2 separate regions of the Mus musculus genome follow, and region 1 is linked to region 2. The links are chromatin loops, found by intact Hi-C in ENCODE. Cell type or tissue: gastrocnemius. All regions are shown on one strand. Links, peaks and the distances in the headings refer to the core of each region. The heading gives the core; the rest is flanking DNA. Region 1 overlaps Zmym4 (zinc finger, MYM-type 4). Region 2 overlaps Zmym1 (zinc finger, MYM domain containing 1).

Region 1 (12,594 bases), core at 2,612-10,611, 140 kb after region 2:
GCCATACAGTGAGTTTGAGGCCAGCCTAGGTTACACAGTGAGACCTGTGTCAGTCAACAACCAACTGTATTCATATTTAGGGCATAAAAATCTGAGAAGGGGGGCTGGAGAGATGGCTCAGTGGTTAAGAGCGCCGACTGCTCTTCTAAAGGTCCCGAGTTCAAATCCCAGCAACCACATGGTGGCTCACAACCACCCGTAATGGGATCTGCCACCCTCTTCTGGTGTGTCTGAAGACAGCTACAGTGTACTTACATATAATAATAATAATAATAATAATAATAATAATAATAAAATAATCTTTAAAAAAGTCTTAGAAGGTTTATGATTTGGAGCACAAATTAGTGCTGCTCTGAGACCCAGCAGAGTCTAAGCATAGTGCCCTTGTGAGGAGAAGCAAGGGCATGCTCTATAAGCTTCTTAACAGAGTCCTTCACATACGAAGGTAAGATTTCAGAAACATCTTTGTCTTATGTTCTCATTAAATTTACTTTGTGATTGTCATTGGTTGGAATTGTGCCTTTGGACATTTTTGTTGGTTTTAAGTGAGATTGGTACATTTCCATACAAAGATAAAGTACAAGAGACTTTGAGGTTTCATTAATCAAAAACTAGCAAACAATGCAGTAATTTAAGTGGCAAAGACAAAACATTACACTTGATCTTATCCAAAAGGCCAAGAAGTGGTAAAGCAAGCCCGTTATTTCTGAAGTTTCTCTGCTCCGTAGCAACTTATTCAGTTTTGGAAACTTTGGTCTCCTTTGAGCTGTGGATTTCTATGTAAAACAAATAAATTATACTAACTTTCTTCTTTCTTCCTCTTTTAAGTAGCAAGTATTTCCATGGTTCAAGCTGCTTCTGCAGGGCCTCCGTCCCTCAGAAAAGATTCAACTCCAGTCATTGCTAATGTGGTATCTTTAGCAAGTGCTCCTGCTGCCCAGCCCACAGCAAACACCAACAGCGTCTTACAAGGTATAGCTTGATTTGGACCGCCTTTCTTACTACTTGAATTAAATATTGTATATGGTAGGTTATTTCTGCACTGGTAAAATGAGCCAATTCAAAGCAGATTAGAATATATGAATGGCAGGTCAGTTGGGAAGCTGCTCTCAGGTGACTTCACTGACTCCCAAGGACCAAGGCTAAGGAAGTCACCATGGGGGTGAGGGTTGGGAAGAAAGAAAGGGCACACGTGTAGTGGGGAGGAGATCCAAAATGTTTGGATTATATAGGGGAGAGCCTCTAGAGGAAAGAAAGCCCATCCCCTGGGCTGGAAAGCTCAGGGTTGGGACAGGGTATATGCCAGGTAGGGAAGGATGCTGAGAGAACCTGGAGGCCAGTTCTGCTTTGAGATGTAAAATACACACTTTAATCCCTTGTCTCAGGGTCCTAAACCAAACTGTATGTAGCTCCTGGCAGCTTGCAGCACCACTAATACGCACCGTGGTGTCTTCACAAAGTCCCCCATCTTTTTTTCTTTTTTTAACTTTCAGGTTTACTGCTTGCTTTTACTGAACTAAGTGGAAAGATACATATCATCTGACTAGTGTTTATGAGCTGATGTTTAAATTTAAAGATCCTAAATTTATGTTTCAATTTCTATTAAGGTGCAGTTCCAACAGTTACAGCGAAAATCATTGGGGATGTAAGTTAATTTGGTCTTATTATATTTTCATTTATATGTATTACATATAGGTCTGAGCTAATACATTCTATTAAGGTATAGAATTGTTTATGAATACAGTTCCTATTATCTAATCAGGTCTTTATATATCTTTATTTCTTTGAATGCTTGGTAGGTACCTTTATGTAATTAATTACTGAAGGTTTTTTAAAATTATGCATAATTAAAGTAAATGTACTGAGGCTGGTCATGTGATCTTAGAGACTGTTCTTTTTTGTTGTTTTGTTTTTAGAGATTATTTATTTATTTTATGTAAGTACACTGAAGCTGTCTTCAGACACCCCAAAAGGGAGCATCAGAGCTCATTACAGGTGGTTGTGAGTCACCACGTGGTTGCTGGGATTTGAACTCAGGACCTTCGGAAGAGCAGTCAGTGCTCTTAACCGCTGAGCCATCTCTCTAACCCTGGGTATTGTAAATACCCACACTTAGGCCTCCTCACTCCCATTCCATGCTAGTCATACTGTATATAATTTTTTTTTTTTAAAGGATTTTTTAAGATTTATTTATTTATTTATTATATGTAAGTACATTGTAGCTGTCTTCAGACACTCCAGAAGAGGGAATCAGATCTCGTTACGGATGGTTGTGAGCCACCATGTGGTTGCTGGGATTTGAACTCTGGACCTTCGGAAGAGCAGTCGGGTGCTCTTACCCACTGAGCCATCTCACCAGCCCTGTATATAATTTTTTTCCAGTCGATAATATCTACATTGTCTCTTAAGTGAAGAATAAAGAAAGAAAATAATGAACAGAACATATGATGAAACAGTGATCTTTCTTGAAAATGTTCCTAGCCTCTGGGATAATGTTTTATGTTTGAGTTACTTTTTAATTCTTTTGTGGTGGCAAACTCTATACCCTAGACCTGTAGTTTCAGCCCTTCAAGATTCTTGGACTGATCACAAGTGATTCCATTAATGTTGGTTACATCCTCCAAGTCAGTCAGGAAATAACAGTTCTCATTTAAAACTCCCCCATTGTACTGATGATTATCAGTGTTTTACAGTAAGCTTATTGGTATTTTTGTTTGTTTGTTTTTTCTTTTTGGTTTTTCGAGACAGGGTTTCTCTGTGTATCCCTGGCTGTCCTGGAACTCACTCTGTAGACCAGGCTGGCCTCGAACTCAGAAATCCGCCTGCCTCTGCCTCCCAAGTGCTGGGATTAAAGCGTGCGCCACCACGCCTGGCAGTGGTGTTTTCTTGATAAGCAAATACAGTAAGTACATTAGTCAGTTGATAGTTATTAAATGTTCTTTGTTGCTGTCAATATTTCAGGTATGTGATATATATTTATTAGCATATTTATCTTTTGGTTCTGCTTTGTATAGGTTCTGCTTTGTATAGTGATAGGTCTTTTAAAGTTGAAATTCTTATAATTACTCAAAACATTTTGAAAATCCTTTGGTTTCTGATTTTCTTTTTCTTTTTTTTTTTTTTTTTTTTGAACTAGGCAAGTACTCAAACAGATGCCCTGAAACTTCCACCTTCCCAACCTCCAAGGCTTTTGAAGAACAAAGCTTTATTGTGCAAACCCATTACACAGACTAAAGCCACGTCATGTAAACCACATACTCAAAACAAAGAATGCCAGACAGGTACGTTTCTTGGGATGTTGTTTTATTTAGGGCAAGGGAATGGAGCATCTGATTACCTTGAGTACTGTCTCCTGCTTACGTGGATTGCCCAGTGTAGTTTGCACACTTTTTCTGTGAATAAGGTATTTATCTGTCTGAGACTTATTAAGGTAGCTCAAATAAAAGTCAATTCATAGTATACTATGAAAACTGTTAATTTCTTCATTAATAACTAATGTTGTAGGTTTACTGTAAGCTTTAGAATAATGTAGACAGGATTTGAATTTAGAGATGCATTAGTTTTTTAATGTGCTATTAAGTTTATACAAATTAATATTATCTTATTTTCTCATTTGTGTATGTGTTCATTTAGTGGTGTGTGTGTGTGTGTGTGTGTGTGTATATATATATATATATATATATATATATATAAAATCTCTTTGTACTTCTTGCATGTAACACCTATCCCCGTTCCCTCCTACTGTCTTAAAAAGTCAGTTGTATTGGTGAAAAGTCAGTTGCGTTGGTGGTGGTGGTACATACTTTTAATTGCAGCACTCGGAGCAGAGGCATGTGGATCTCTGAGTCTGAGGCCTTCCTGGTCTACAGAGTGAGTGAGATTCAGGACAGCCTGGGCTACACAGAGAAACTGTCTCAAAAAAAAAAAAAAAAAAAACCAAAGTCAGTTGCACTAAGGGTGGTGTTATAGACCTTCACTCTTAGTGTTCATGAAGGGGCACACAGAGCTTTGAGTTGAGGCCAGCTCTGTAAGTTATCTGAGGTAGAGTGATTAGGGTCCCAGTGTTCTTTGCCTGTCTGTTTTTGGGTACAACCTCCATCTTGTGAATGAAAGCTGTTTGGACCATTGGAGCATAAGCTGCTTCTTGGCCACACACATTAGGAATTTATGTTTGTTTTTAGTATTTTATGTGTATGAGTACCCTGCTTACATGTATACATGTGTACTGTGTGCCTATTCCTGGTGCGCATGGAAGTCAGAAGGGCTTTGAATCCTCTCTGAAAGGAGTTAGAGACATTTGTGCTCTTGTATGTGGGTATTATGACTTGAATCTGAGCAGCAAGTATTTTCAACTACTAAATCAATTCTCCCGTCCCTCCTAGTGAGTCTTAAAAGCTTTAGCTGGGTGTTGAGAGTAGAGAGAAGTCCATTCATTTTTGACACAGCCAGTCAGAATTGAGCAGTTTTTTTCAAGTTGTTCTAAGGTGAGCTTAAGTGGTAAAGCTGGTAGAAATTTTAATACAGTTTTTGAAGAAATATTTCTATTTATTTTTCACAATCATGGCAGTTGCCTAAGAATTACTCATATAGTCTTCATCTCCTTTTTTTGTTTGCTTGTGTTTAGATAGCTTCTTTTGCTGCCAACCATAAGTTCCAAAATTTTTAAACTAGAAAAGACTCCTAGATGCAAAGTTGTCATCCTGTAAGCTGGTAATCCTGAATAACATGCACACAAATTAACTGAGGCCTACGTAGGAGGTTCCTTTTGGTGGAACCTCGTTTTTTTGTCTTACCTGTATGGGCATACATGTATCATGGTCAGCATATAGAGAGGTCAGAGGACAACTTAGTTGGCTCCTGGGAATTCTCATCATAAAGTACCTTATTATTTTCCACAATGGCTAAACTAATTCACGGTGCCCACCGGGAGTGTTGAGAGTCCCCCTTTCTCTGTGCTTATCAAGATTTTTTTTTACCTTCTTTTTTGATAGTAATCATTCTCAAAGATACGAGATACTTTATTTTAATTTTTTTTAATTTATTTTTATTTATGTATTTGTGTGCCTTCTTACCTATGTGTGCACCAGGGACATGCAAGTGCCAACAGAAGCCAGAAGAAGGCATTGAGTTCTCTGGAACTCAAGTTGCAGGTAGTTATGAGCCCCTGATATAGGTGCTGGGAACTAAACCCAGGTCTGTTGTAGGAGCAGCAAGTGTACTTATCTGCTGAGCTGTCTATCTAGCCCTGTCATTATAATTTTGACCATTTCTCTGGTGATCATTATTAACACTGAATATTTTTTTATTGGCACAGTCACTGTTTGTCATTATAATGAAATGCCCAAGGCAGGTAATTTAAGCAGAAATGGTTTATTTAGCACCTAATTTTGGAGTTATCACACAATGTTTGGGGATGCAATTTCTTGGCTCTTGTTACCCTGTGGTGTGGGTAACATAGATGTGAATATTTTGGGGAACAAGCAATTGATTCCTTCTATACCAAGAACAGATGAACTCATACCCTATACTACTTCTACTTCCTTATGAGAGTATGGTCTCTCACCCCCTTGACCTAAAGTTTTCTTAAAGGTTCTCCATCCATGAGCAACACCATGTTGACCACTTATAAATTAGGTTGTTTTTTTTGCTGTTTACTTGTTTGAATCCCTTGTCAAATGTATAGATTGCAAATATATTTTGCCATTCTGTAACTTTTCTCTTAGTTCCCGGATTGCTTCTGTATATAACATTTTGAATTTGGTTTAGTTTCTCTGGCCAGTTATATTTTGTTGTTTTTGTTGTTGGGGTCATACCTTTAAAATAAAACCCTTTTCTCAGAATAGTATACTGAATAATTTTTTTTATTATCTACAATACTTTAGTTATTTTGCTTGTCTTGCATTAAAATCTCTGATTCATTTTGAAGTTTTTTTTTCTTTTTCCTCCCTTTTTTTTTTTTTTTTTTTTTTTTGGTACAGGGTTTCTTTGTGTAGCCCTGTCAGTCCTGAAATCACTTTGTAGACTAGACTTGCCTCAAACCTGGAGATCCCTTTGCCTCTGCTTCCCACGTGCTGGGATTAAAGATGTATCACCACTGCTTGGCACAGATTCTCCTCTTTAAGATGGAATTATTCTACATGGTTTCTAACCCACTTTTATCTGTGTGTGCTTTTTTCATTAGACACTCCAAGTGAGCCCCAGGTTATGGTGGTACCAGTCCCTGTGCCAGTGTTTGTTCCCATACCTCTTCATCTTTACACCCAGTATACTCCTGTCCCCTTTGGGATTCCAGTTCCTGTGAGTAATCATTGAGAGATAAGATCTAATTTAGCTTGCATTTTCCTCACTTAAAATTTTACAGCTGTGTAATAAAATGTCATACTTCTTGGTAAAATATACCTGATTTTGGTTGGCTGCTGTTATATTGCCTTTGTTACTTATTTCAGAGAATGTAGACATTGTCCTTTACTCTCATACCTTATCTTCTGAAAGAGTGTTATAATGTAGCATGGTGTCTCACACCTGTAATCTCAGTACTTGAGAGGCTGAGGAAGGAGGATTTCGGCCAGTTGAAGGTCAGGTTGGGCTACATAGTGTGCTCCAGGCCAGTCTTGGCTGCATTGAGACTCTGCCTCAACATAACAAAAACAAGGGCTGGAGAGTCAGAGGACCTGGCTTTGAGTCACAGCACCCATATTTGTAACACACTCACCTATTTGTAACTCCACTTCCAGGAGATCTGTGCCTTCCTCTGACCTCTGTGGTACACAGACATACATGTAGGGAAAACATTCATATACATAAAGTAAGTCTGAAAGCAACTAAGGAAAAAAGAAAAAGTTAGTTTTGGCATCACTCAAATGGAAAAGAAAAATCAAAACTGTATATATATAATTCTGAATTCTGGGCCAGCAAGATGGCTAGCCTGATAATCTGAATTCAATCCCTAGAACCTACATAAAGGTAGAATAACTCCTTACATTGTCCTTTGATTATGGCAAATATATCTATTACATATTAACATATAATAACCACTACTAATAATAGTAATACTACTTCTACTAATAATAATGGCAAAACAAAAATTAAGAGTCCTGAACTGTAGCAAAGGTAAAAGAAGATTCCTGTCATTATATCTTACTTTCTTTAAATATATTGAGAGTTTTGAAATGAAACTGATTTTTATGTCGTAGGATTATTCTTTTTAAGGCTTTTAGAAGCACTTTGTTAAGTGTCTAGAAAAGTCCTTAGTAGTTGTTGTTTTGTATTTTTTGTTTTGTTTATAATTATTTTAGGTTTTCAGACAGTGTTACTAGGTAGCTCTGGCTGGTTGCAGATGTAACATGTACTCTATAGACCAGACTGGCTTCAAACTCCCAGAGGTCCATCTGCCTCTTCCTTCCATCTGCTGATTTTAAGGCGTGTGCTACCATGTATAACTTGCTTACTAGATTGTTTGCTTGCTTGCTTGTTTGTTTGTTTTTTGAGACTGGGTTTCTTTGTGTATCCCTGGCTGTCCTAGAACTCTTCTCTGTAGACCAGGTTGGCCTTGAACTCAGAGAGGTCCACCTGTCTCTGCTTTTCATGTGCTGGTATTAAAGATGTGTACCACCACCACCTGACTTAGATTTTTATTTTAGTCATTCTAGTCTAATAAAAATGAACTACCAAGACTCATAATTCTTATCAATGAGAATATCTTCTTCCTCCCCCATTATTTTAGTGCTTACATCATTACACAGATTTTGACAAGAAATCTATTGTATAAGAAACCTTCAGGCCGGGGAGAGTGCATACCCAGCATAGTACTTGCTGTGCAAACATCCAACTGAGTTCAGTGTCCAGCATTGATGTAAAAGCCAGGCATAGCCCCTATGCACACACCTACACTCACGGTGTTTGAAAGTCAGAGACAGGAAGATTCCTGGAACTTGCTGACCAGCCAGTCTAGCCAGTGTGCTGTATCTGTGTTCAGTGGCAGACCTTGTCTCATAAAAATAAGATAGTGAATAACTGAAGAAGATACCTGCTGTGGACCTCTGGCCACATACACACACACACACACACACACACACGAAACCTAAGAAACCTTCGGTCTTTGTTTTTTCAGATGCCTGTTCCCATGTTTATTCCATCCTCTATGGATAATGATGAGAAAGCAACTGAGGGCATTGAAGACATTAAAGAGAAACTTGCCACACATCCGTTTGAAGCAGATCTCCTTGAGATGGCAGAAATGATTGCAGAAGATGAAGAGAAGGAGAAAACTTTATCCCAGGGAGGTTCGTGCAATCTTTAAAATAATTTATTTTGAGCTCACTTACAATTCTATATCTGTATCAGAAGTAACATTAAGTTTCATATTATTTTTGTATTTTATCATTACGTTCAAACCTATGTTCCATGCACAAGAATCCTTAATATATAATCAATTGCGTACTGATGTTGGCTAAATAGAAGCATGGGTCAGAAGACCTGTTGTCTCAGTTACCTATAGAGAAGTCTGATTCTGTTAGTTTGGAATAAGGATGTTGATAATGGATGGTGTTTATTCATGTGTATTTCTCACAGTCTAGACAAAGTCCTAGTTAGTATATTGTGTGTTTTCCTGCATTTAGTCTTCATAACCAGCCTGTGAAGGGAGTATTGGTTACCTTATATTTCTCATGTTGAAATTAAATGTTAGTTTTGTACTGGTTATATAGCTAGGAAATGATAAAAGCAAAATTTGGCCCCCAAACACATAATTAAACAGAACTTTACTGATCTATATTCCAGGACGCTTTCTAACCTTGATTGTACCTTCTTAATTTGTGATTACAGGAAGAAGTAGAAGAAATATAGTTGTTGAAATGTGAAGCACAAAATTGCTTTCTTATATCATGAATGAACTAAGAATGTTCTTTGTGTTTTTTGAGCCCAATACCAATTTTTTCAGTCAGTAGTAGATTTTTAACAATTAGTGAGGTTTCAAGGGTTTTATTTGTTTTTAGAAGTAGTATCTCATGTGGCCCACACTGGCCTTGAACTGCTGATCCTTCTAATTCCCGCTCCCCCAATCATTGCTATGATTATCATCATGGACCAGCATGTCCAGCTAGCTGGTGGGGTTTGATTTTGCATAATAAGTAATAGAAAAAAATGTTCACCATTATTGCATATCAAGAAACATTGTGAACTTTGCTGTTCCGTTGCCATCATGTATGGGTCTTTTAAGATTTGTGTTGGTTTTAATTAAGTGCAAGTGTGTATTTTTGTGCCTTATGTGTTAGTTTGTGCAGCACTTAAGTCCAATGCCTGGGGAGGTCAGGAGCATCCCCTGGAAGTGGAGTTACAGGTATTTGCGAGCTACCTAGTTTGGATGCTAGGATCAATTCCTAGCCTCACATCATCTGCAAGAACATAATGTGCTCTTAACTGACCAACAGGTTTGTAGTTTGTACATAGTGTCATCTTATTATCAGTATTTCTTATGTACTTTCTCTTTAATGTATTATCTTATAGTTCTAACTCATTTGCTAATGAATGTCTTAGAATATGAGTGTTATCTCTATGCTTGACCATTTTTAACTTCTAATAGTATATTTAATTTAAACGTTGAGATAATTCATGATTTAAAAAAAACAAAAAACACCTTATTTTAAATTGGCCTTTTGTAGCTAGGTGTGGTAGTAAATACCCATTATTTTAACACTTGAGTGGGTGAGATTTATGTAGTCAGTCTGAGCTGTAATGTTTTGGTAATATAATGCCAAAAACTAGTTAGTATCCAACAGGGGATAGGGTGACTTTTCTGTCACATTACTATTTAACATTCATTGGGTTCTTCACTTACAGATGGAGAACTTTGCCTTTGTACATCATTGAGTCAGAAAAGCTTTAGAAAATAAGCTAGCTTCAAGACAAACACTTGCAATTACTATAAGTAATTTACCTACTAAAATGAAATGGTTAAGACATATGGGAAGGAGAAAAAGGACTTGGGACTAATTTTTCTTTGATTTCATGAAAAAACAAAAGCTAAGAACAAAAGCTTTTCTTAAATAAGCTGAGAAAACATCCTTTTCTATGTTGAGTTTCTGAATTTCATTTCAAATATCTCATTTATCATTGAATTTTGTTTTCATCAACTTCATGAAGCTCTGTGGGCTTCATGCTCATGTATCGATTACATCTGTTCTAAGTCTGTTGGCCTTCGGGGGCAAGTAGAAAAGGCGTATTTGAGTGGAACAGTTTGTCATTTTTGCATGGATGTGTAACAATATGAAAGGATTTCCGATGAAAAACCAACACAGCATGAAAAGTAAAGCCCTTCTTCCTGTGGCTTCTTATGATGTCCAGAAGTGTGAGCTCTGCTGGCGATGTGAATGAGCCAGCTGCTTTTATTACAGTGTTTCAATATATTGATGAAGCAGGCCTTGTGTAGAGAAGTCTGCTTACCTAGTCCCCTCTATTGAGTAGAGAAGTCATTTCATGTGAGATTTGTTTTGTTTGCTTTTTTTCTTTAGAATCTCAAACTTCTGAACAAGAACTGTTTCTAGACACCAAGATATTTGAAAAAGGTTTGTAGTTATTAATATATTTTAGTTTTTAGAAATACTATTCTCTGCTAACAATAGGAACTCAGAAGACTATCCTTGGGCTTAGTAGTTTATAATTTTACCTAGTTTGTGAGGGACATGAATTGACTGTCATGCCAATTTGTAATGCAAATAATAAATATCTCAAATATTTTAATATTTGAGATAATGCATTGTAGTGTTTACTAAGAATATGAATCTAATTCTGTGAAGCCGTTAAAGAAGTTACTTGATTCTTTGTTTCGCGCGTGTGTGTGTGTGTGTGTGTGTGTGTGTGTGTGTGTGCAATGTGTGTGTGCTTGCGTGTGTGTGCGTGTGTGTGTGCGTGCGTGTGTGTGTTACTTCCTCACAGAAGCATCTGGGTCAGAAAACTGCACAGGTAAATGTAGTTTATACATGTATGTGATCAATATATATTAAGGTTAGAAGGCATCTTTGGGTATCTTTCCTCAGGCACCATCTGCTTGAAAAAAACAAAAAGACTTTTTTTTTTCACTGGCCTGGAATTAGCCAAGTAGCCAAGTAGGCTAGTCTGGCTGTCCAGCAAGCTTCAGGAACTCACCTGTTTTAGGTGCTGGGATTACATCCTGACATCATGCCTCTCTGTTTTTCTTTTTAGAAGTAGGTTGTGGGGCTCAGTCTCAGGTCCTCTTGCTTACATAGGAAATACTCTACTGATGAAGTTCTCTCTCCAACCATAGTTACTTTACTAGTTGTGTCCTAATAATTATCTTTTAACCATATTTTGGTTTTTAGGATGTAGGAGTTCAGGAGAGTTTCTAAATATGTCAGGAGAGCATGTTTGGTTTCTTCACTTTCAGACCAAGGAAGTACATATAGTGGTGATCTTGAGTCAGAAGCAGTATCAACTCCACACAGCTGGGAAGAAGAGCTGAATCATTACGCATTAAAGTCGAATGCTGTGCAAGATGCTGATTCAGAACTGAAACCGTTTTCAAAAGGGGAAACAGAGCAGGATCTGGAGGCAGACTTCCCATCAGGTTTGTACCTCATAGACGGCTGAAGGTCGTCATAGACGGCTGAAGTCAGAAGATTGGGAGAGCTCCAAGTTTGCAGGGTTAAACGGTGTGAAGTGTTCGGGAGTCTTCTGCCTTTATAAATGTGAATATCTGTTGCAAGGTTCTTGTAAGTGGTTAATTTTATTGTTTGCAATTTTTAATGACCTTTTCAACAGTAACTATTTACGGATGGTTTCCTTGCTAACTGCCGTTTCATTCATGTGTTAAAATCCGTTGTGCATCTTAACTATATAAGCGGAGGTCTTTATCACGGAGACTGGACTGATGATTACTGATACTAGTCTTATGAGCTCTCTTAAGTCTGTGTGTTACATACCTCACACTGGGCTTTCTGCTGCTTTTTTCAGAATCTTTTGACCCACTTAATAAAGGACAGGGGATCCAGGCACGTTCTCGAACAAGACGAAGACACAGAGATGGATTCCCCCAGCCCAGACGGCGAGTAAGCGGAAGCTTAAGTTTACAGTTTGTGTTCTTTTGTTTAGCAGTATTTATTAGTTTTCTGATTAAAAGCTTTGTAGGAGCCCAAATTAAGTATTTTCATTCTTTTTTTTTTTTTTTGTTTTTTCGGGACAGGGTTTTCTCTGTATAGCCCTGGCTGTCCTGGAACTCACTCTGTAGACCAGGCTGGCCTCGAACTCAGAAATCCTCCTGCCTCTGCCTCCCAAGTGCTGGGATTAAAGGCGTGCGCCACCACGCCCGGCTCATTCATTATTTTTTAAGTGTTTTAGTTTTTAAGGTTTTTTGCTTTTGTTTCTTAGTGTGCAAAAAAGAAAACCAACAATACCATTTATTACATATTTATTTCTAATCAGGACGTTTCCTTTGGTATTTAAACTTACAGACTTTGACTTACTACTTTAACAATCTTTTTATAGCCCTGAGAGAGATCAGGGTTAAAGAGTACTTGTTGCTCTTACAGAAAACCAAGGTTTGATAACCAGCACCTACATGACAGACAGACAGCTCACAAC
Region 2 (12,148 bases), core at 4,149-12,148:
GGAATTCTATAAGCTTGATGCAGACATCATTCCCGAGCTCCGATTTTACCGGCAGTATGCAGGTTTCAACTTCATCGCAGAGGATGGGTCCTTAAGCTTCATTGACCTAGGCTCTTTGTTTATTCAGCATGCTCTCCACAATAATATTCCTTGTATCACGAAGCTGTTGCATATTGCTTTATCTTGGCCAATTACTTCAGCAAATAATGAGAAGTCATTTTCCACGCTGTCTCATCTTAAAACATACTTACTTCGTACCATGGGACAAGAGAAACTTAGTAGCCTGGCTCTGATAGCTGTTGAGCAGGAACTGGTAAATAAACTGATGGAACCTGAAAGACTGGGGGGAATTGTCGAAAAGTTCATTAGTCAAATGAAAGATACGTGAGACAAACTTGCAACTTTGAGCTTAATTAAAAGAATTCTGTGGTTTTATTAGAATCCTAATGAAGTTTTGTTTGTTGGAGGTTCTTTGAGACAGATAGGGATCTTGCTCTGTAGCCTAGGCTAGTCTTGAATTTGTAAGCTCTTGAGACTGATTGACCCTCTTACCTGACTCTTCTCCTTTAAAGTATTCCAGTTGACGTATTGTGTCGTAGGCACATCTACATTTAATACATTTACTGAGCAACTACTATATGCCAGATAGTATGATATGTGCTGGAGGTATAGCAGAGAATTAGGAGCCTAGAGTCAATTGAACATAGTTTTTTCTAATATAGAAATCTAGTAAGCCTGGCACAGCGGCACACTTTCCTCCAGGACTGTGACTCATTGGTAACATACTTAACGTCCCTAGAATGCATAAGGCCCAGATTCAATTCCCAGTGCCAAGGAAGTCCTGTAATACCATCATAGCTGCTAGTGACCGTGTGCATTGTTAAATAAAATTTTAACTAAAAACCATTGCTGGGAAGAGAATAGTTCTACAGAAGCAAAAAATTAGAGGCCTAACTAACTCTGCTACCAGCAGAGAGATGCAGAGTGGCTGTGAGGTTAAGGTTTGAAATACAGAGTAGGTGGACCAGGTAGTGGTTTTTCTCTTAACAACTGCATCAGCTCATTCCGAGAGGAAAAAGATAAAGGAAGTAGGGAGTTTAGCAAGGCTGATTGAGCTTTGGTTCTCAGCTACCTGCCTTGTTGAAAGAATAAAGACAGGGGTTAAGCAGGTGGCACCTGACCATTCAGAAGCAAGGAAGTCATTTCAGGTTCTCAGCCCCCAACTAAGGCGGCTCAGAGCGTCAGCTGAATTCTGGGCTCCCAGTAGTCACTTAGTTGTGCTGTCCTTATTCTCCAGAAGAAGCCAAAAGCCAGAGCAGAGGGAGTCCAGCCCTCATGCCTTTATAGAGGGGACCTGGTGCAGGTGGCATTCCCTCTGGGCTGCACACAGAGTAGCGCCTCCAAGACTAGAATCAATTCCACGGGAGCCACAAGCCCCTAGACTTGCTCCATGGTCTGTCTCCATTTCCCTTAGATCTCATCTGCTGAACTGCACTTGTGCCAGCAAGTCCTTCTCCAGCCTCTGTGTCCTCAGGGTGGACATGATGTGGACAAAACGTATTGGTTCTTCAGTTGTCTGGTTAGTCCCATCTTCATTGACTGGGCCTTTATTACACCACAGCCTAGTTTGTGCCAAACTTCACTTGGATTCCCTATGGCCTCTGCCAGAAGTGTCTTGCTCTGTTGCTAACCACCCAACCCTCACTCTCGGGCATAATGCACCCTAGGTTCACAGACCTGCATGGATTTGGAAAAGGTAAAAGTCCTAGCTATCCTTAGCTGTGCAGTGAAACTGAGTCCAGCAGGAGTGGTGAGCAGTCAGGGACAAGGCTGTCTTCAGGTGTGGGGATCCTGGGACTCCAACATGCAGGAAGGGGCTCTACCACTTGGGACTCTAGGATCGGTACCTGCCATGGTGGGGAAGTTAGGGATAGGCTAGCAGAGCTAGGCCATTGTGTACATTTCTTACACTAGAGGAAACAGTCCTCAGCATGCGTCTAGATAGAATTATACCTTTAGTCCCAGTACTTGGGAAGCAAGGGCAGATGGATCTCTGTAATTCTGAGACCAGCCTGATGTACAGAGCTAGTTCCAGGACGGCCAAGGCTACACAAATCATGTCTCCACCAAAACAGAAAACAGAAGTCTTTTCTAGGATAACATGTAGGGCTTGAGGTCTTGTGCCTCTTCTACTTCAGGTAGCCTCCAGGCATAGTTTTACACTCCCGCCAGCATGTCTGCCTTTGTTCTACATTGTCCCACAGTTGTTACTGTCACTCCCTCTAGTCTGAACTCTAGCTGCTTGTTGGAAATAGTTGACCTTGTTTATTCCTTTTTTTTTTTTAACTGTTTGATTTTTGTTAAGTTCTTTAAGCCATGACCTTTTCTCTGAAATCAGCTTCCTCTTCCACAGTGTTAGGGTTTTATTTCCTCTGATGAGACACTGTGACCCAAGGAACTCTTAGAAAGGCAAACACTGGGGCTGGCTTACAGTTTCGGAAGTTTGGTCTGTTATCATCATGGTGGAAAGCATAGCAGCATGCAGGCAGACTTGGTCCTGGAGGAGCCAAGAGTTGTATATTCTTGATCTGAAAGCAGCCAAGAAGTGACTGTCTTCAGTAGGCAGGTAGGAGACTCTGATGTCATCTTGGGCAGAGCCTGGGCATGCTGGGATTAAAGGTGTGCACCACCACACCCAGCATAGTTTTTAGTTTTGATTAATTTCCATCTTGTCCGACAATCAAGATTGATGGATTTTGCCCCTAAGCCCCCAAATTTGGTAGATGTCTCACACCCCTTCTGGAAATTAGAACAGCTATCTTTGTCAAGTACCTATTATGTAACTTAGTACTTTGCAAGTTACATTAGTGCTCTCAATAGCCTAAGAAGTAGGTTATTGGGTGCTCAAGAGATTGTGTAGTCGTTAAGTAGTTAAGGCTACTCTTCCAGAGAACCCTTGGTTCAAGTCCTAGCACCTACATGGCAGCTCACAATGGCCTACAACTCCAGTTCCTGAGGATCCAGTACCCTTACATTCACACACATGAAGGCAAAACACCAAATAAAAATAAATCATTAAATTTACTCCTTTAAATGGTTACAAAGCACCCAACTAGTAAAGATCAAAGTAAGATATAAAACAGGTGGTCCACGGATGGTATGATAAGCCCAGCACTTGGAGGCAGAGCAAGGTGGATCTCTGTGAGTAGGAGGCTGTGCTGATCTACAGGGTTCGTGCCCAGATAGCCAGAACCACATAGACCCTGTCTGTAAATACATCAATATATTCTTCTTGTGCCATGTGTAAGTCAGAAGGGTCTTGTCTTCACCATCATGTTGAATGAAAGCATCCTTTCTATTTTGCTGCTTCTGATTTGTGAGGGACTTACAAGCTTATCTTTTTTGATGTTGGTGGTTTGGTTTTTCAAGACGGGGCTTCTCTGTGTAGCCCTGGCTGGCCTTGAACTCAAAGATCTGCTTGGGAGATCTTGGGAGGTGGAGAAACATAAAACAGGCTCCCAGTCAGTCACAAGGATCAGACTGAATGTCCCTGCACTCACCTTGGTGCCTGTGTTGCTACGCTGTGCTGTTTCTCAACTCGGCGTTTTCTGGTGGATTGGTTTATTGGGATGTAAGTTGTTCCTAAACTGAGGGACATCTATCCAAACTCAGGAAAGTGTGAGTGTGTGTGTATTAACCACATGCTCAATCAAAGAAACTACTTTTTAGGCCCTTTTGGGCAGGAAGGGGTCTATGTAGACTTTTGCTGGCCTTAAACTCACAGAGATCCACCTGTCTCTGCCTCTGGGGTGCTGGGATTAAAGATGTGTCCCACCAGTCCTAGCCTTTTAAATGATTTGTATGTTGGAGGGTGGCGGTAATGTAGTTCTCTTACAGAATCAAACTCAGGTCGTTGTGAATAGTAGCAAAGTTAAAATAGTAGCATATACACCTTTATATCTCACAGTCTCTTTTTAAGATTTGTTTATTTTGTGTATATGATTATGCTTAGCTTATCTTCAGACACACTAGAAGAGGCCATCGGATCCTATTACAGATGGTTGTGAGCCACCATGTGATTGCTGGGAATTGAACTCAGGACCTCTGGAAGAGCAGCCACTAATCTTAACCACTGAGCCATCTCTCCAGCTCAGTAGTAAAATTCTTTATCAACTGAGCCATCTTTAAGGTGCCTGCATTTCTATTTTTTTAAATTAGATATTTTCTTTATTTCCATTCAAATGTTATCGCCCTTCCTGATTTCCCCTGCGAAAACCCCCTATACCATCATCACCCCTCCCCCAGCTCACCAACCTACTCACTTCCGCTTCTTGAATTTCTACTTTTTATTCATAAAATTAAAATAGTGCAAAAACGTAGCTGGGGGCAGAGCTCACTTGCTTAGCATGCACACAGCTCTGGATCAGGCCTCAGAACTGCAAAATTAAAGACAGGGAAAAAGAAAAGAAAAAAGGGACTGGAGAGATGGCTCAGTGGTTAAGAGCACTGACTGTTCTTCCAGAGGTCTCCTGAGTTCAATTCCCAGCAACCACATGGTGGCTCACAACCATCTGCAATGCAATCTGATGCCCTCTTTTGGGGTGTGTGTGTGTGTGTGTGTGTGTGTGTGTGTGTGTGTGTGTGTGTGTGAAAACAGCTACAGTGTACTCATAAATAAAAAAAAAAAGGAAAGCATTTACTGAGTGTATAACTTTTATATTTATTGAGCACATTCTAAGATCTACTTTTATTACAACCTACATGTTGCCCTCTCCCTTCACTAGGTATTAAAGTATTAAGTTAAAGTATTAGCAAAATAAGTCTTGAGATGAAAGTCAGTTTTTTGGTTAAAAGAATACAGCTGTACTCAAAGCTGGCAAACCGTCAGGTAGATGTCAGTGTCTCACCCTTGGGATTCTGAGTAGGTCACTTTGGGGCAAAGATCATGAAACCAGTTCCTAAAGTTCCACTGCTGATTTTGGCACAGTCAGCTTTGGGAATCAACTGTGTTACTGAATGATTTTCAAAGCATTTATATCCTCTTAACAAGAGATAAAACATATTCTGTGAAGACATATTGAGTACTGCACTCTGCACAGTAAAGACTAAATAGATTTCATGGGTGTGATCGTCTCCTTCTGGAAACATGGATTAGATTAGAGGTTTTGGTATGAGGGATTGGTGCCACAATCAGTAAATATGCTATTGCATAGCTGTTTGAGAGTCAGTCCACAGAGGCTACCTACCGCTCCCTGCAAGGCCTTAATTTACCCTCGACTGACTCTTTCCTTATCAACCCATAGAAACCAAGAACACCTACACCAGGCAGTGGTGGCACACGCCTGTAATCCCAGCTCAAGGAAGCAGAGGCAGACAGATCTTTGAGTTTGAGGCCAGCCTGGTCTACAGAGTGAGCTCCAGGACAGCCAGGGCTACACAGAGAAACCCTTTATTTTGTATATATGGGTATTTTATCTCTATGTATGTCTGGTGCTGGAGGAGGTATTTATTTATTTTTGTTTTTCGAGACGGGGTTTCTCTGTATAGCCCTGGCTGTCCTGGAACTCTAGAATATATAAGCACCCTGGTTGTTTTTAATACATTTAATAAATATATTTATTTGACCTGGAAAGATGGTTCTGCTACTAAAGGCTAGGCTCACCCTTTTACTTATTTTTATCTTATGTGTGTGTCATGAATGTCTCTGCAAAATGTTTATTCAGTGCCCACAGTGGCCAGAATTGGGAATCAGATCCCTGGGACCTGAGTTAAGGATTGTTAACTGCCATGGAGGCACTGAAACTCTAAACTAGGTCCTGAGGAAGAACAGCTAATACTTTTACCCACTGAGTCTTCTCTTCAGACTCCCTTGGTTGTTTTTTTAAAGAGTTATTGTATTTATGTATCTGTGTGGCTGTGTAAAGAAAGATCTGGGCAAGGTAGCTCACACATTTTATTCCAGACTTGGAAAGCAGAGGCAGGCAGATCTATTGAGTTGGAGGCCAACCTGGCTTTAATAGTTTCAGGTAAGCCAGTGAGACCCTAAACAAGCAAACAAACAAGTAAATAAAAAATTCCATCTTTTAAACAATAAAAATACCAAAATGTTCTTTGACCCTCCTTAAATCTGGTTGGGACAAGATTTGTAAATCTTATTTGTAGTAATAGCTGTTGACTGCAAAGATCACTGGAAACTTCTACAAATTTGAGGACACCTTGGTTACATAGTGAGATCTAGGGCTACAAAGAGAAACCGGTCTTAAAAAAACAAAAATTAAGAAAGGACACTACCCTAAGTTCAATTCAGGTTCTCCACAATAAAAATTTTCACATTTAAAGTATTTTTAATTACTTTGTGTACACTAATGTTCTGTCTGCATTTGTGTCTGCTATAGTGAATCACATGCCCTGGAACTGGAATTACAGACATTGTGAGCTGCCATGTGGTTCTGTAAATTGAACCTGGTTCATCTGGAAGAACAGTCATTGCTCGTAACTGCTGAGCCATCTCTCCATCCCGACAAAATACCTTTAAATCTTCTAAAACAAAACAAAAAGCAGCAACTGGGAAGTGGTGACACGGGCCTTAAGTTTCAGTACAGTCAGGGTTATTCAGAGAAACCCTGACTTAGAAAACATAAAACATGGGCTGGAGAGATGGCTCAGAGGTTAAGAGTGAAAAGTCCCAAGTTCAATTCCCAGCAACCACATGGTGACTCACAACCATCTGTAATGGGTTCTGACACCCTCTTCTAGTGTATCTAAAGACAGCTACAGTGTACTCACATATATAAATCTTAAAAAAAAAAAAAAAAACCAGAAAAAAACCAAATCCACAAGTCAAGAAGATAGAGTAATCATGTAACGTATTAAAGTGGTGAGGGTGGGACTGTGGCTTTGCAGTTAAGGTGATTGCAAGACTCAACCTCAAAGAATAGGTCGTGTATTCCCTCTGTGTATTATGAATGCAATGAATCTTATAATTAAGAGAAAAAAAATAGGGGGGCTGGCGAGATGGCTCAGTGGTTAAGAGCGCCGACTGCTCTTCCAAAGGTCCCGAGTTCAAATCCCAGCAACCACATGGTGGCTCAACCATCCGTTAACGAGATCTGATGCCCTCTTCTGGACTATCTGAGGACAGCTACAGTGTACTTACATATAATAAATAAATAAATCTTTAAAAAAAAAATAGGGCTGGAAGATTCAATGGTTTTTTTCATCCTTTTCAAAAGTAGTTTAGGGCTGGAGAAAAGGCTCAGTAGGTAAGAAGTCTAGCTGTTCTTCCAGAGGTTCAATTCAGAGTACCCTCATGGTTGCTCGCAATTGTAATCCACTCCCTGAAAAACGGTGACTACTTCTGCCCTCCTGAAACTATGTAGTCTAGGCTGACTTTGAACTCTCAGAGATCCACCTGTCTCTGCTACCCAAGTGCTGGGATTAAAGGCATGCATCACCACACCCTAAATATTATAGGTTTTTAAAAGAGAGCATATTTTAATAAATAAAAACGGTAGCTACTCTGGGGAGTGATGGGTTAAGAGCACCTACTGAACCCCCTACATATGTGTGGTAGATGTGCGGCTTGAGTGGGGGTGGGACGAGGGGCAAGCTGTCTCTGACTCTTGTTGCCTGCCTTTGGATGGATCACTTTCTTCTAGCTGGGCTGCCATGTCTGGCCTCAATTGGAGAGGATGAGCTTAGCCTGACTTAGTCCTTAGACTTGATGTGCCATGGATTGGTACCATGGGTGGTAGTGGGGGTGGTGACAGGGCTCCCTCCTCTGAAAAGGGTGGGGGAGATTGGAGAAGGTGGGTGGGCACGGGTCTGGAAGGAAAGGAGGAAGGGGAGATGAGATCAGGATGTAAGGTAAATAATATTTTAAAAATATAAGAATTCAAATTGTCAAAATATCTGTATGAAAAAAAAGCATTTGTTGCTCTTTGATTTCTAGCACCCACATGTGGCAGATGACATAACTACAGTACACAGACACACAAACAAAATGAAAAATTTAAATGAGAAAGACCTAAGTTCTCCCTCACCATTATCAGAGCTTCAAAATAGAACATACTTCAGTCTTCCTGTCTTACCAGCCTCAAAGGAAACAAGACACATCTGTTTCAAAGGATGAGAACATGTGCAAGGCCAGCCTTCAGCCTTGGCTAGTTGGGTAAATGAATCTCAAAACCATTGCCAGTTCTTCTTGATTATAGGAACTAAAACACAGTTAACAATTTTGTGAAGACAGAACTTGGAGGCAGGCAGATTTCAGCCTGGTCTACGGAGTTCCAGGACAGCCAGGGCTACAGAGAAACCCTGTCTCAAAAAAAAATAAAATAAAATAAAATAAAATAAAAATGATAATGAACAAAGAAAATGCTGCCAACCAGATTGCCTGTCAAGCAATCCGAAGTGCGTTCTGACTGATGTTCAAGGGCGCCACTCACTTTGGGAGGTGCCATCCCTGGCTGATGGTCCTGGGTACTATAAAACTGGCTGAGTATGCCAGAAACAAGCCCCCCATGGCCTCCACATCAGCTACTGCTTCCTGGTTTCTTCAGTTTTGATTCCTACCGGGTTCTTTATATGATGGATTGTGCTGCAAAACTGCAACCTAGAAATAAACTTTCCTCCCCAAGCTGCTTTTAGCTGTTTTATTCCAATAGAAACCACAGCTGGAGAGATGGTTCAGCAGCTAGGAACACTGTCCTGAGGTTCTGAGTTCAAGTCCCAGCAACCACATAGTGGCTCACAACCATCTGTAAAGTCAAGTGTGTCTGAATACACCTACAATGTACTTATATACATGAAATAAGTGGTGCTGCTGTGCCTCCAAGGCTTACCACCTTCAGTTGACTTGTAAATGTGGCTTCCTGTTGAGTGCAAGAGAAAGTATAACTGGAGTGCCAAGGATAAGATGGTCAGATGAGGCACCTAAAGATTGGAATTGAAGAGTCCAAGTTAGGTGGTAACAGCTTGGAAGGCTGGGGCAGAGTTCTTCAGAAGGCAGTATACGCTTTGAATCAGCGCTCCATATATGGTACAGTTTCACCCATAGCCAGGATTCATGGGTCCAGGAATCAAGGGGTGGACTATCACTATCACTCCTAGTGACCCTCTAAGAAGAGTCCAACTGGGACACAATTTTACCTTTTCTGTGTGCTTTTCGAGGTCTTGCTAAGCAGTCTAGCTTCAGGTATGGGTACTTTTATTCACAGTACAGAACCAAGTTCAAAAATAAAGGGTCATTGCACTAATCTTCTAAATCTCTAATCCTATCATAGAAGTAGATCCACCATCCTCTGCCTCCCAGATGCTGGAATTAAAGGCACACACCTTTATACAAGTCTGCATTGCTTTCTGTTGTGTTCACTAGTCATCTATTCCCCTCAGTGCTCATTTGTCCATCCTGGTCAAATTTCATGTACATACACATGACCTGTGTTGAGAATTTATGCCAAGACAGGACTGTCAATTGAATACTCATATTTAGGCTTGTGGTCATTAGGGCTCGTATCTAGGATAAGGCAGATTTGGTTCTAGTGTGCCAGCATTTCACTACAATTGTGATTTTGTAAATTCCAGCAATGTTTTAAGTGGCCACACAACTGTTAAACCAGCAGTATATCAAGTTCATTTTTAATAGACTTCCTGTCATGGTTTTGTATATTAGGAGTGGCCCTGTTAAAGTGTGTCACTGAGGGTGTGTGTGAGCTTAAGACACGTGCTGCCTGGAAGCCAGTCTTCATGTAGCAGATGGAAGATGTAGAACTCTCAGCTCCATCTGTACCACACCTGCCAGGTCACTGCCATATTCCTGCCTTGATAATGGACTGAACCTATAAACCAGCCCCAATTAAATGTCCTTGGATGAGCCGAGCAGTGGTGGAGCATGCCTTTAATCCCAGCACTCGGGAGGCAGAGGCAGGAGGATTTCTGAGTTCGAGGCCAGCCTGGTCTACAGAGTTCCAGGACAGGCAGGGCTACACAGAGAAACCCTGTCTCGAAAAAACCAAAACCAAAAACAGTTGCCTTGGTCATGGTGTCTGTTTACGGCAGTAAAACTCTGAGACACTTGCCAACACTTTAATGGATCTTCGTGTTATTGGGAGTCTACTCCTACAGAGATAGGAACTTCAGGTAATAACCTATTTTAACTTCCGAGAGGTACAGGAGGCTGTGTACTTCATCTGGGTGCACTACAGAAACAAAATTCTTACTGAGTCATTTCTTCATGTACCAAACACTGACTTAGGAGCTCAGTTTCCAAAAAAACAAACACGCACACAACAAAACTCCACCTGGAAAGCTTTACTAGCTGCTGCTTTGAAGCAGTTTATTTCTTCTAGTTTCAGTTCAGCTGGTGACTGATATTTCTAAATAAACTTAATAGGTCTAAAAGTGTATTCTTCCATCTTGTGGGTTTTTAAAAGAACAAGTTTATATACCTGCTTTGAAATAAGGACTCAACGTAGACTAGCATGAAGCTAATGTTCCCATTTGCCTCTTGAACCTTTTTCCAAGTTACGTTAGTATGTGCACACACACTGCAATGTATGCTTAAAGACAAGACAATTTGCTGGACTCAGTTCTACCCTTCCATCACATGGATGCCAAGGATTCACCTCAGGTCATCAACCCTGGTGCAGTGCACCTTTAACCTTTTCCAAGTTGGAATTCTTTCTCTGAAGCTTACTTATTAATCTCTACTTAAGTCTTGTTCTTTCCTGTTTGGTCACATATAGCAGCATGATGGAAGATGTAGAACTCTCGTGGTTTTTTCCCTTTTTAGGCGGGTCTCACTAGCTGTTTGTGCTGGTGCTTCACAGATCAGACAAGACTTGCCTGGAACTCAGATCTGCCTGCCTCACTGAAAGTTTGTTTCCTTTCAAGACTTCACTGGGTGTTTTGTAGCCCCACCCCCAGTTATAGTTTAGGGCACCAAATTTAAAACCATTAAATTTGGGCACACAATCAGACAAATCCTAGAAAGGAGTCCTACTTGAACAAAGACAATTTTTAAAAATAAATTACTTTATTAATGTCAAATTCATTCCTCTTTCGTCTTGACTCATTTTCTGATACAGCTCACTTGATCCTGTTAATTAAAAAATATGATTAATCCAACTTATCAAAACTTCCAAGTGTAGCTTACTAAGCTCTAATACCACCATGTTAAATCAAGGACTGGTAATTAGTGACAGCTTTATAGCATGAGCTTCAAGTTAGAGTGCTGGATCAGGAATATCTCAGCTATCTTGGCTTGTGTATGCCTGACATCTTTCATGACGCCCTTCGTCAATTCTTAAATTGACATACACACCAAGTTTGGTGACACCCGATTGTGTCACCAAATTAATTTGAATATCATTTCACTTACCTAGAGTCTTTGTCAGTCTAAGTAATTTGTGGCTTTCCTTTTTAGCTGACCCATGTTGTGTGCTGTCTTGAGAACATCTAATTCCGCCTATAATTAAACATATATTTTTTAGTTCATTAAGAAAAAATACTACTTTGGGCACAGGCTCTGAACAACTATTATAACTATAACAATATATTACACACAAAACAGAAATTGATATGTGTGGCAAAGACCAAGGTGACTAGAAGATCCACCCTCTGACATGGATAAAATTTTAAAACCTGCAAATACAAGTCTGAAATTACAGCATATTTCATCTCCCAGTCCTCTGAAAGAGCAGCCAGTGCTCTTAATCAAGTCCATTCTCTAGACATAACATGTATTTTTTTAATTTTTTACTTGACAATTCCTTGTTTTAGTCTTATCTTTTCCCCTTGGTACTGAAAATCACAATACCAAGACAGCAATATGCAAGGGAAGTGCTCTTTAACTATTTTTAAAAAACTAGATTTAGTATCTTTGTAAATTTTCAAGGACCCCAGATTTTTCTTTTTTTTAAAAAAAAGATTTATTTATTATTATACATAATTACACTGTAGCTGTCTTCAGACACACCAGAAGAGGGTGTCAAATATCATTACGGATGGTTGTGAGCCACCATGTGGTTGCTGGGATTTGAACTCAGGACCTCTGGAAGAGCAGTCAGTGCTCTTACCTGCTGAGCCATCTCGCCAGCCCCAGGTTTTTCATCTCACTGTTATTTTAGCCATTAAAGATAAATCAGGT

The links. Peaks named below come from ENCODE experiments on the same cell type or tissue, not always from the same donor. Only the 100,000 strongest peaks of a DNase experiment are listed, where the experiment ranks them.
Region 1: a loop joins it to region 2, with 2.6 times the contacts of the local background. A loop is called at or near these places in 3 of 42 quality-filtered maps.

What each region holds. Positions count from the first base shown.
Region 1 is chr4:126,888,983-126,901,576 of GRCm38, reverse strand. It overlaps Zmym4 (zinc finger, MYM-type 4), which reads left to right. Exons shown (of 30, transcript NM_001114399.2): 16 at 829-972; 17 at 1,608-1,645; 18 at 3,137-3,281; 19 at 6,182-6,297; 20 at 8,111-8,282; 21 at 10,509-10,562; 22 at 11,402-11,581; 23 at 11,968-12,062. Among named protein-coding and RNA genes, the nearest start is that of Gm25604, 34 kb to the right of the region's middle. In gastrocnemius, for the core only: no CTCF peak of the experiment used is centred there; no DNase peak of the experiment used is centred there.
Region 2 is chr4:127,035,882-127,048,029 of GRCm38, reverse strand. Zmym1 (zinc finger, MYM domain containing 1) reads left to right here. Exons shown (of 8, transcript NM_026670.5): 8 at 1-936. The coding sequence ends at 388. It also overlaps a transcript of Sfpq not described here. Among named protein-coding and RNA genes, the nearest start is that of Zmym1, 19 kb to the left of the region's middle. In gastrocnemius, for the core only: no CTCF peak of the experiment used is centred there; a DNase peak (open chromatin) is centred at 7,687.